Regions from separate parts of the Homo sapiens genome. Here regions 1 and 3 are each linked to region 2. Evidence: chromatin contacts called from ENCODE Hi-C or POLR2A ChIA-PET data. All regions are on one chromosome and are shown on one strand. The core of a region is the stretch at or near the end of the contact, and the rest is flanking DNA. Distances in the headings are between cores, read along the strand shown. Region 1 holds the start of TNKS1BP1 (tankyrase 1 binding protein 1). Region 2 holds the start of FTH1 (ferritin heavy chain 1). Region 3 holds the start of MALAT1 (metastasis associated lung adenocarcinoma transcript 1).

Region 1 (2,700 bases), core at 3-2,502, 4.6 Mb before region 2:
AACTGTGCAGAGCCAGGCCAAGTGTGGTGGGGGGAGGGGCACATGATAGAAAAAATAAAATTAAAACACAAGATTGTTTCCTTGTCCTTGAACATTATTACTAGGAACATAGTGTGGGTGGTTGGAGATGGAAATTAATTGGCTCAGAACCAAAAAAATCCTTTCACCTGGGGTTCTGATGGGCCCCTCTGCGGTATGAGGGGCTGCAGCAATGAAGGCGGGCTCAGAGTCCCCAGGTGCGGAGGTGGCCACAGCAACTCAGAGACCCCAGCCAGGGGCCCCAGGTGACCAAGGCCACCAAGGCTGTGGCCAGAAGCTGCGATTCGCAGCGGTTCTGAGCACTCCCCACCCTCAAGAGACCAGGGGGTAGAGGGTAGCAGGGTAGAAACGAGCTGACCCCTGGCAGATAAGGCCTCCAGAAGGGCTGGGCAGCTCCAGCCCCGGAGGGGACTCGGCGCAGGCGGGGTCGCCCCTATGGACCCCAGGATCTCCAGCCGGATCCGAGGCTAGAGAGGTCGGCAGGGACAGCACGTAAACTGCTGGAAAGAGGGAGGGCCAACGGGAAGATGGAACAGCCCCGGGCAATGGGCTGTCTGGAGGGGCCCAGTGGGGAGCTCTGGACACAGAAGGGACGGCGGCAGCCGAAGAGGAGGAGGAGGAGGGGGCTGCGGTGGCGGCAGAAGCGGAGGACCTGTGAGCGGGCTGTGAAGCAGCCGGCGAACAGACGGTGGGCTGCAGACGTCGATCAGGTGGGGGCGGACTGGGGTGGCTGGGGGCGTGCCGAAGGAGCCGGGGGAGGGGGCTAGCGCGGCCCGGAGGAAGGGGAGGCAGGGGTCCCTCCAGCGGCTCTGCCCGCCCCCGGCCCCGCCCCAAGCCCTCGCCCCCTCCCCCCTTTCTTCTGGCTCTGCCAGCACGAGCTCCAAGCCATGCGCCCTCCGCCTCCGCGCACACGCGCCACCTTCCCCCGGGCCTCCAGCGTCCCCAGCGCCCTCGGCCCCTGCAAACTTTCCTGGTGACCCCCCGACCACCACCACCTCAACCCGAGGTGTCGGCTGGAAAGCACCCACTCCTTCCATGCCCCTCCCCCGCCCCATCCCGGACCCCGCCCCCTCCTTCGCCCGACCGCCCCCGCGCACTCACGCGCTCGCCCGGGGTCCGGCTCCGCTCGGCTCGGGGCCCCGATGCCAGTCCCCGCCGCCGCCGCCGCTGCTACCGCCGCCGCCGCCGCCGTCACCGCGGGACGAAGCCACTGCGAGCCCCGGCGGGGCCCCGCCCCAACTCCGCCCAGGTCCACGCCCCCAGGGCGCTTCATGAATATGCATGAGCCGGTTGGAACCCGGGAGTGGGAAGCCCGTGCAGAATTCGTCCCACCGTCGGCAAACAGGCGCGGCCCAGCACTCAATTATTCATGAGGCTTGCAGATGAGGGGCCCGCCCCAGTCTCAGACCGGGGCGAAACTGACGCAATTCAGCCGGGAGCGCTCGGGTAAAATGGCCACCGAGACGACTGCCTAGAGAAACTGCCTTGGCGGCCCCTCCCGGGCTCCGCCGCCTGCACAGAGCACAGTATCATCGAGCTACGCCGGCAAGAAGGTAGCCGCCGGCTGACTGAAGCGGCTTCCTGATACAACCACCTGAGTGCTGAGAACGCGCGCAACGTGGCCACCCTCCTGTGTCAATTCAGATTTAGAGCCACCGTGAAGAAGTCTGGCAGCTCTGCATTCCTCATTAGTGACCTTTATCTCCTTTTAGGCCCCTTCTCAGACATGGGTTCCTCCCTACACTGAAGTTTGTATACCCCCTTCTTCCCGTAAGAACAAAAGCTTCACATATAACTCCGTACTTTGTTGCACCACCACCAGGCTGCAACCACCACCACTCTACGCACACGCTCATCCTCCCCGACTCTCCAGGCTCAGGTTTCCACTCCCCCGGCTGCGGGAAGGACAGTCAATCCTGATTTCATTATCGAAAGCCTTGGAAGACCCTTGACTCATAGGTAAGGATGCAGCCAAGAGCTGCCTCCCCCTAGCTTGGTTGGCTAATGGAGTGTAACTGGGAGAAACTTCCTAATCAGATCAGCTCTCATTTCTAGACTCTCAGGTGGCCCATCCGGGCAGAGGCGGGTGAAAACCAATGCTCGTCCAGCCGGGAACAGAACAGGATGTACCTCGAGACTTGCTTCCCGGCTGGCCAGGAAGGCCCTGCCCAGTCTGACCAGAGCAGTAAACACCACCAATAAAAGTGGGAGCAACACACCAAGGCTACAAAGAAAGCATGAGGACATGGTTTCCAAAGTCAGTTCCCTTTATTAAATCATTTTCACAGACCAGAAATACAAAATGAAAGTAGAAATAGGCCCCAGGTAGGAGCTACAGGCCTGGCCTCACATGACCCCTGCTCCAGCAACTTGAACAGGACAAGCAGCAGCTACATCCTTAAGGTCGGGAAAGTAAGATGAGGATTTGGATCCTGCATTGCCCTGCCTCCCACCCTATCTCTCCCCAAATTATAAACAGCCATCCTTGGGAAGCAGCAGAGTTAAGACGTCTCCCCACTGCCCTAGTGACATACACACCAACAGGAGAGCATGTTCAGATGGCACAGAATCCAGGGACTGCATTTCATGAGGAGAAACTGGTACCAAAATATGGGTGGGGAGTCGGGGGGTGTGAGAAGGCAAGCGCAAAGAGAACCTTCC
Region 2 (2,700 bases), core at 194-2,693:
TTGAACCCAGGAGGCGGAGGCTGCAGTGAGCCGAGATCGCGCCACTGCACTCCAGCCTGGGCGACAGAGCGAGACTCTGTCTCTCACACACACACACAAATTAAAAACCCCCATGCAAGGTGGCAAATGTGGACAGTATGTTGATGTAAACATACTTTTATAATAGTTATATCACAAAAATTTGATTTTCAGTTTTAGACATTTGATGTAGTCAAGTGTTTGTGAAAGGCAGTGACAGTCACAGAAATACAGGCCTGTTTTCAAATCCATTTGGAACACATTTATTCTTGGGATAGTTTGGACAATCACAAGGCAATTCTAAGGAAGACTCCCACGACACTGCCTAAGACCAAGATTTGGGAAAACTGATTCCACTGATCACTGAAAAATTTCTTGCCCAGTAACTGTCGGTGGACTTTATCCAAGAACTGGGGGTTCAATTAGTAGGCCAAACTCCACACCTCTTACAGTAAGATACATAAAAGATAAATTAGGTCCCCTAGGCGCAAGGTCAGGTGACACTTCGGTGACTGCAGAAGGGGCGATTCCTAGAGATATGCTTCAAAGCAAGTGGGACTTAGAGATAAGCAGAGCCGAGAGGTGGATACGGCTGCTCGAGAGGGATCTACCCACAAGATAAGCCACCTCCCGCCAGCCCCCAAGGTTTGCTATTCGACACCGTTACCCAGCAGCTCCGCCACACACAGGCGGACGGGAGCTGGATACCTAAGCAAAAAACGCTGGCATTTAGGGCCAAATGCCGGAGGCAGAGGAAAAGATGGGAAAGCAAAACTCCACCTTCCTAACCGCAGGATTGATCACACAGGCTGGCAGTCTTGCAACCCCAGGATTTCAGGACACCAAGGTCTCCTTAAAAAAGAAGGGTGTGCAGAGGCGGCCCTGGCCTAGGAGGGAGCATTCTCAGGGTACAGCCGAGAAGAACCAGCTGCCCCGACTTTCTGCGCCAGAGAAGTCCTCGGAAACCTCGAGCAGCCTCCATTTTCCAGAAGGGCGCAGGGAGGCGGGAGAGCCCGCGGGTGGCCACACCCCCGGCCCGCCCCAGCGCGCGCCCCGGGAACCGCGCCCGGCCCCCGCCACCGCTTAGGCCCGCCCGCGCTCACCATGGACAGGTAAACGTAGGAGGCGTAGAGCTCCAGGTTGATCTGGCGGTTGATGGCGGCCTCTGAGTCCTGGTGGTAGTTCTGGCGCACCTGCGAGGTGGACGCGGTCGTCATGGCGGCGACTAAGGAGAGGCGGCGGCGGCGGCGGTGGCTGCGCGGCGCTGGAGCGGCGGCGGGGGCCTTGGGGCAGTCCGAGGGTGCGGTGAAGAGGTGACGGAGGGCTGGCTATGGGCGGCCGGCCGGGGTGGGGAACGAGCGCCGGGTTCCGTCCAAGCACTGTTGAAGCAGGAAACCCCGACGACTCTCGGCGAAGAACGTCTGGCCCTGCGGGTCGCTTGTGGTCTCTTATAGCCGCGTCGGCGTCAGGCCCGCCCCGGCCAATCAGCGCCGCCCGCCCCGAGCCCGCTCCTTCCGGTGGGCGCGGGACCCCGCCCCTGCTGTGGGGGAGGGGCGGCCGCTGGAGGCCCTCGCGCGCTCTGGCGGAGCTCGGGAGCGGGGACCGGTAGCCGACTGCCTCTGGGACAGCGGTGGCGTCTCTGTGCCCGTTTAGTGGAGTTGGAGGGAAGCTGCGAGGAGGCGCAGGAAGTCCACCTCAGAACCCCCCCCCCGGTCTAGGGGCGCCCGGGCGTTGGAACCGGCGGGGGAAGGGTGCGGGGGCGCATGGGGTGATCCTGATTCGGCTCCCATTTTCCCGAACGGGCACCCTGAGGCTCCTGGCCCGGGGCATGGTGTTAGAAATCATAGCTGCGGAGAAGCCCTTGTGACACCTTGCTGCAGATTGGGAAGCTGCAGATGATTGGGAAGGTGGAAGGTGGAGACGCGGTCCTTAGGTGGTCGAGCGCATTTTCTCTTCCTCAGAGTCCAGGAAGGAGCGCGATGGAGAAGTGGGGCGCACGGCGGGTTTCGGGTCCGCCCCTGCCCTTCCGACTCCTCCGACCACGTCTGCCTTTGGCTGAAAGCAAATATGGCTCCGTGTGCGGTTTCTGCAACAAAGGCTGGGCGGGCCGGGTTTCCCTAGGGATGGGGACCGCCTCCCCGGGGAGTCGTGGGGGTGAGCCACCGGGGCCTCCGAGAGAATCGCTGGTGTCGCTTCGCACCCAAGGGACACATCTCGGGTTAGAAAGGAGAAACGACGTGGATCTAAAGGCGAAGCCCATGCTGAGGACTTTTCAAAATGGCCTCTTATCGGCCCCACTCACAGGAGCTTCAGGCTTCGGTGGCCCTGTAGGACAACCCTGGGGTGTCATTGGAGAGAAGCTGACGGGGTTAATGGCGGGTGACAGGTGAAAGAGACCCCGGAGGGGTGGGGCCGGTGTGTGTGGCTAAGCTGAGTCCCAGGCACAGGGTGGATGTGAATTTATGGGTGGCAGAGCTAGAGCTAGGCCCTGCCCTTACCTAGGTCCTGGCTTCGAGGTCCACTGTTCTGTCGCGTCTTTTGACGCATCGGTGGAAGAACTGAATTTCAGGATGCTCACAAACCTGCAGCTGGAAGCTAGACTTCCAAACCTTAGTTTAAAAAAGCAACTCTACTGAAATACTAAAATAAATTGCCGACGGAATTAGGGTGATTTCTTGTTCA
Region 3 (2,700 bases), core at 6-2,505, 3.5 Mb after region 2:
TCTCCTGCCCTCTTAAGCGCAGCGCCATTTTAGCAACGCAGAAGCCCGGCGCCGGGAAGCCTCAGCTCGCCTGAAGGCAGGTCCCCTCTGACGCCTCCGGGAGCCCAGGTTTCCCAGAGTCCTTGGGACGCAGCGACGAGTTGTGCTGCTATCTTAGCTGTCCTTATAGGCTGGCCATTCCAGGTGGTGGTATTTAGATAAAACCACTCAAACTCTGCAGTTTGGTCTTGGGGTTTGGAGGAAAGCTTTTATTTTTCTTCCTGCTCCGGTTCAGAAGGTCTGAAGCTCATACCTAACCAGGCATAACACAGAATCTGCAAAACAAAAACCCCTAAAAAAGCAGACCCAGAGCAGTGTAAACACTTCTGGGTGTGTCCCTGACTGGCTGCCCAAGGTCTCTGTGTCTTCGGAGACAAAGCCATTCGCTTAGTTGGTCTACTTTAAAAGGCCACTTGAACTCGCTTTCCATGGCGATTTGCCTTGTGAGCACTTTCAGGAGAGCCTGGAAGCTGAAAAACGGTAGAAAAATTTCCGTGCGGGCCGTGGGGGGCTGGCGGCAACTGGGGGGCCGCAGATCAGAGTGGGCCACTGGCAGCCAACGGCCCCCGGGGCTCAGGCGGGGAGCAGCTCTGTGGTGTGGGATTGAGGCGTTTTCCAAGAGTGGGTTTTCACGTTTCTAAGATTTCCCAAGCAGACAGCCCGTGCTGCTCCGATTTCTCGAACAAAAAAGCAAAACGTGTGGCTGTCTTGGGAGCAAGTCGCAGGACTGCAAGCAGTTGGGGGAGAAAGTCCGCCATTTTGCCACTTCTCAACCGTCCCTGCAAGGCTGGGGCTCAGTTGCGTAATGGAAAGTAAAGCCCTGAACTATCACACTTTAATCTTCCTTCAAAAGGTGGTAAACTATACCTACTGTCCCTCAAGAGAACACAAGAAGTGCTTTAAGAGGTATTTTAAAAGTTCCGGGGGTTTTGTGAGGTGTTTGATGACCCGTTTAAAATATGATTTCCATGTTTCTTTTGTCTAAAGTTTGCAGCTCAAATCTTTCCACACGCTAGTAATTTAAGTATTTCTGCATGTGTAGTTTGCATTCAAGTTCCATAAGCTGTTAAGAAAAATCTAGAAAAGTAAAACTAGAACCTATTTTTAACCGAAGAACTACTTTTTGCCTCCCTCACAAAGGCGGCGGAAGGTGATCGAATTCCGGTGATGCGAGTTGTTCTCCGTCTATAAATACGCCTCGCCCGAGCTGTGCGGTAGGCATTGAGGCAGCCAGCGCAGGGGCTTCTGCTGAGGGGGCAGGCGGAGCTTGAGGAAACCGCAGATAAGTTTTTTTCTCTTTGAAAGATAGAGATTAATACAACTACTTAAAAAATATAGTCAATAGGTTACTAAGATATTGCTTAGCGTTAAGTTTTTAACGTAATTTTAATAGCTTAAGATTTTAAGAGAAAATATGAAGACTTAGAAGAGTAGCATGAGGAAGGAAAAGATAAAAGGTTTCTAAAACATGACGGAGGTTGAGATGAAGCTTCTTCATGGAGTAAAAAATGTATTTAAAAGAAAATTGAGAGAAAGGACTACAGAGCCCCGAATTAATACCAATAGAAGGGCAATGCTTTTAGATTAAAATGAAGGTGACTTAAACAGCTTAAAGTTTAGTTTAAAAGTTGTAGGTGATTAAAATAATTTGAAGGCGATCTTTTAAAAAGAGATTAAACCGAAGGTGATTAAAAGACCTTGAAATCCATGACGCAGGGAGAATTGCGTCATTTAAAGCCTAGTTAACGCATTTACTAAACGCAGACGAAAATGGAAAGATTAATTGGGAGTGGTAGGATGAAACAATTTGGAGAAGATAGAAGTTTGAAGTGGAAAACTGGAAGACAGAAGTACGGGAAGGCGAAGAAAAGAATAGAGAAGATAGGGAAATTAGAAGATAAAAACATACTTTTAGAAGAAAAAAGATAAATTTAAACCTGAAAAGTAGGAAGCAGAAGAAAAAAGACAAGCTAGGAAACAAAAAGCTAAGGGCAAAATGTACAAACTTAGAAGAAAATTGGAAGATAGAAACAAGATAGAAAATGAAAATATTGTCAAGAGTTTCAGATAGAAAATGAAAAACAAGCTAAGACAAGTATTGGAGAAGTATAGAAGATAGAAAAATATAAAGCCAAAAATTGGATAAAATAGCACTGAAAAAATGAGGAAATTATTGGTAACCAATTTATTTTAAAAGCCCATCAATTTAATTTCTGGTGGTGCAGAAGTTAGAAGGTAAAGCTTGAGAAGATGAGGGTGTTTACGTAGACCAGAACCAATTTAGAAGAATACTTGAAGCTAGAAGGGGAAGTTGGTTAAAAATCACATCAAAAAGCTACTAAAAGGACTGGTGTAATTTAAAAAAAACTAAGGCAGAAGGCTTTTGGAAGAGTTAGAAGAATTTGGAAGGCCTTAAATATAGTAGCTTAGTTTGAAAAATGTGAAGGACTTTCGTAACGGAAGTAATTCAAGATCAAGAGTAATTACCAACTTAATGTTTTTGCATTGGACTTTGAGTTAAGATTATTTTTTAAATCCTGAGGACTAGCATTAATTGACAGCTGACCCAGGTGCTACACAGAAGTGGATTCAGTGAATCTAGGAAGACAGCAGCAGACAGGATTCCAGGAACCAGTGTTTGATGAAGCTAGGACTGAGGAG

Evidence for each region. Hi-C counts contacts between places; a loop is a spot of excess contacts on that map. ChIA-PET counts read pairs that join two places held with the same protein, here RNA polymerase II (POLR2A). Pooled maps may share reads with other maps.
Region 1: a map of gastrocnemius medialis shows a loop between it and region 2 (23-fold over the local background). The contact joins the promoter of TNKS1BP1 here to the promoter of FTH1 in region 2. A Hi-C loop is called at or near these places in 1 of 168 maps with a recorded cell type or tissue (gastrocnemius medialis) and 8 of 50 pooled maps. POLR2A ChIA-PET finds 5 or more read pairs at or near these places in 1 of 52 experiments (BJ).
Region 3: a loop to region 2 is called in a pooled map, with 8 times the contacts of the local background. The contact joins the promoter of MALAT1 here to the promoter of FTH1 in region 2. A Hi-C loop is called at or near these places in 2 of 50 pooled maps. POLR2A ChIA-PET finds 5 or more read pairs at or near these places in 2 of 52 experiments (BJ and IMR-90).

The regions. Positions count from the first base shown.
Region 1 is chr11:57,323,700-57,326,399 of GRCh38, forward strand. It overlaps TNKS1BP1 (tankyrase 1 binding protein 1), which reads right to left and starts at 1,253. Exons shown (of 12, transcript NM_033396.3): 1 at 1,141-1,253. SSRP1 (structure specific recognition protein 1) reads right to left here. Exons shown (of 17, transcript NM_003146.3): 17 at 2,289-2,700. RefSeq lists a silencer at 1,057-1,336 and enhancers at 1,467-1,516, 1,546-2,419.
Region 2 is chr11:61,966,191-61,968,890 of GRCh38, forward strand. FTH1 (ferritin heavy chain 1) reads right to left here and starts at 1,444. Exons shown (of 4, transcript NM_002032.3): 1 at 1,122-1,444. The coding sequence starts at 1,235. LOC399900 (a long non-coding RNA gene) reads left to right here and starts at 1,104. Exons shown (of 1, transcript NR_187560.1): 1 at 1,104-2,689. RefSeq lists silencers at 971-1,170, 1,441-1,790 and enhancers at 2,311-2,380, 2,501-2,550.
Region 3 is chr11:65,497,790-65,500,489 of GRCh38, forward strand. MALAT1 (metastasis associated lung adenocarcinoma transcript 1) reads left to right here and starts at 1,256. Exons shown (of 1, transcript NR_002819.5): 1 at 1,256-2,700. It also overlaps TALAM1. RefSeq lists enhancers at 1-447, 17-256, 317-386, 947-1,016, 1,067-1,146 and 1 more.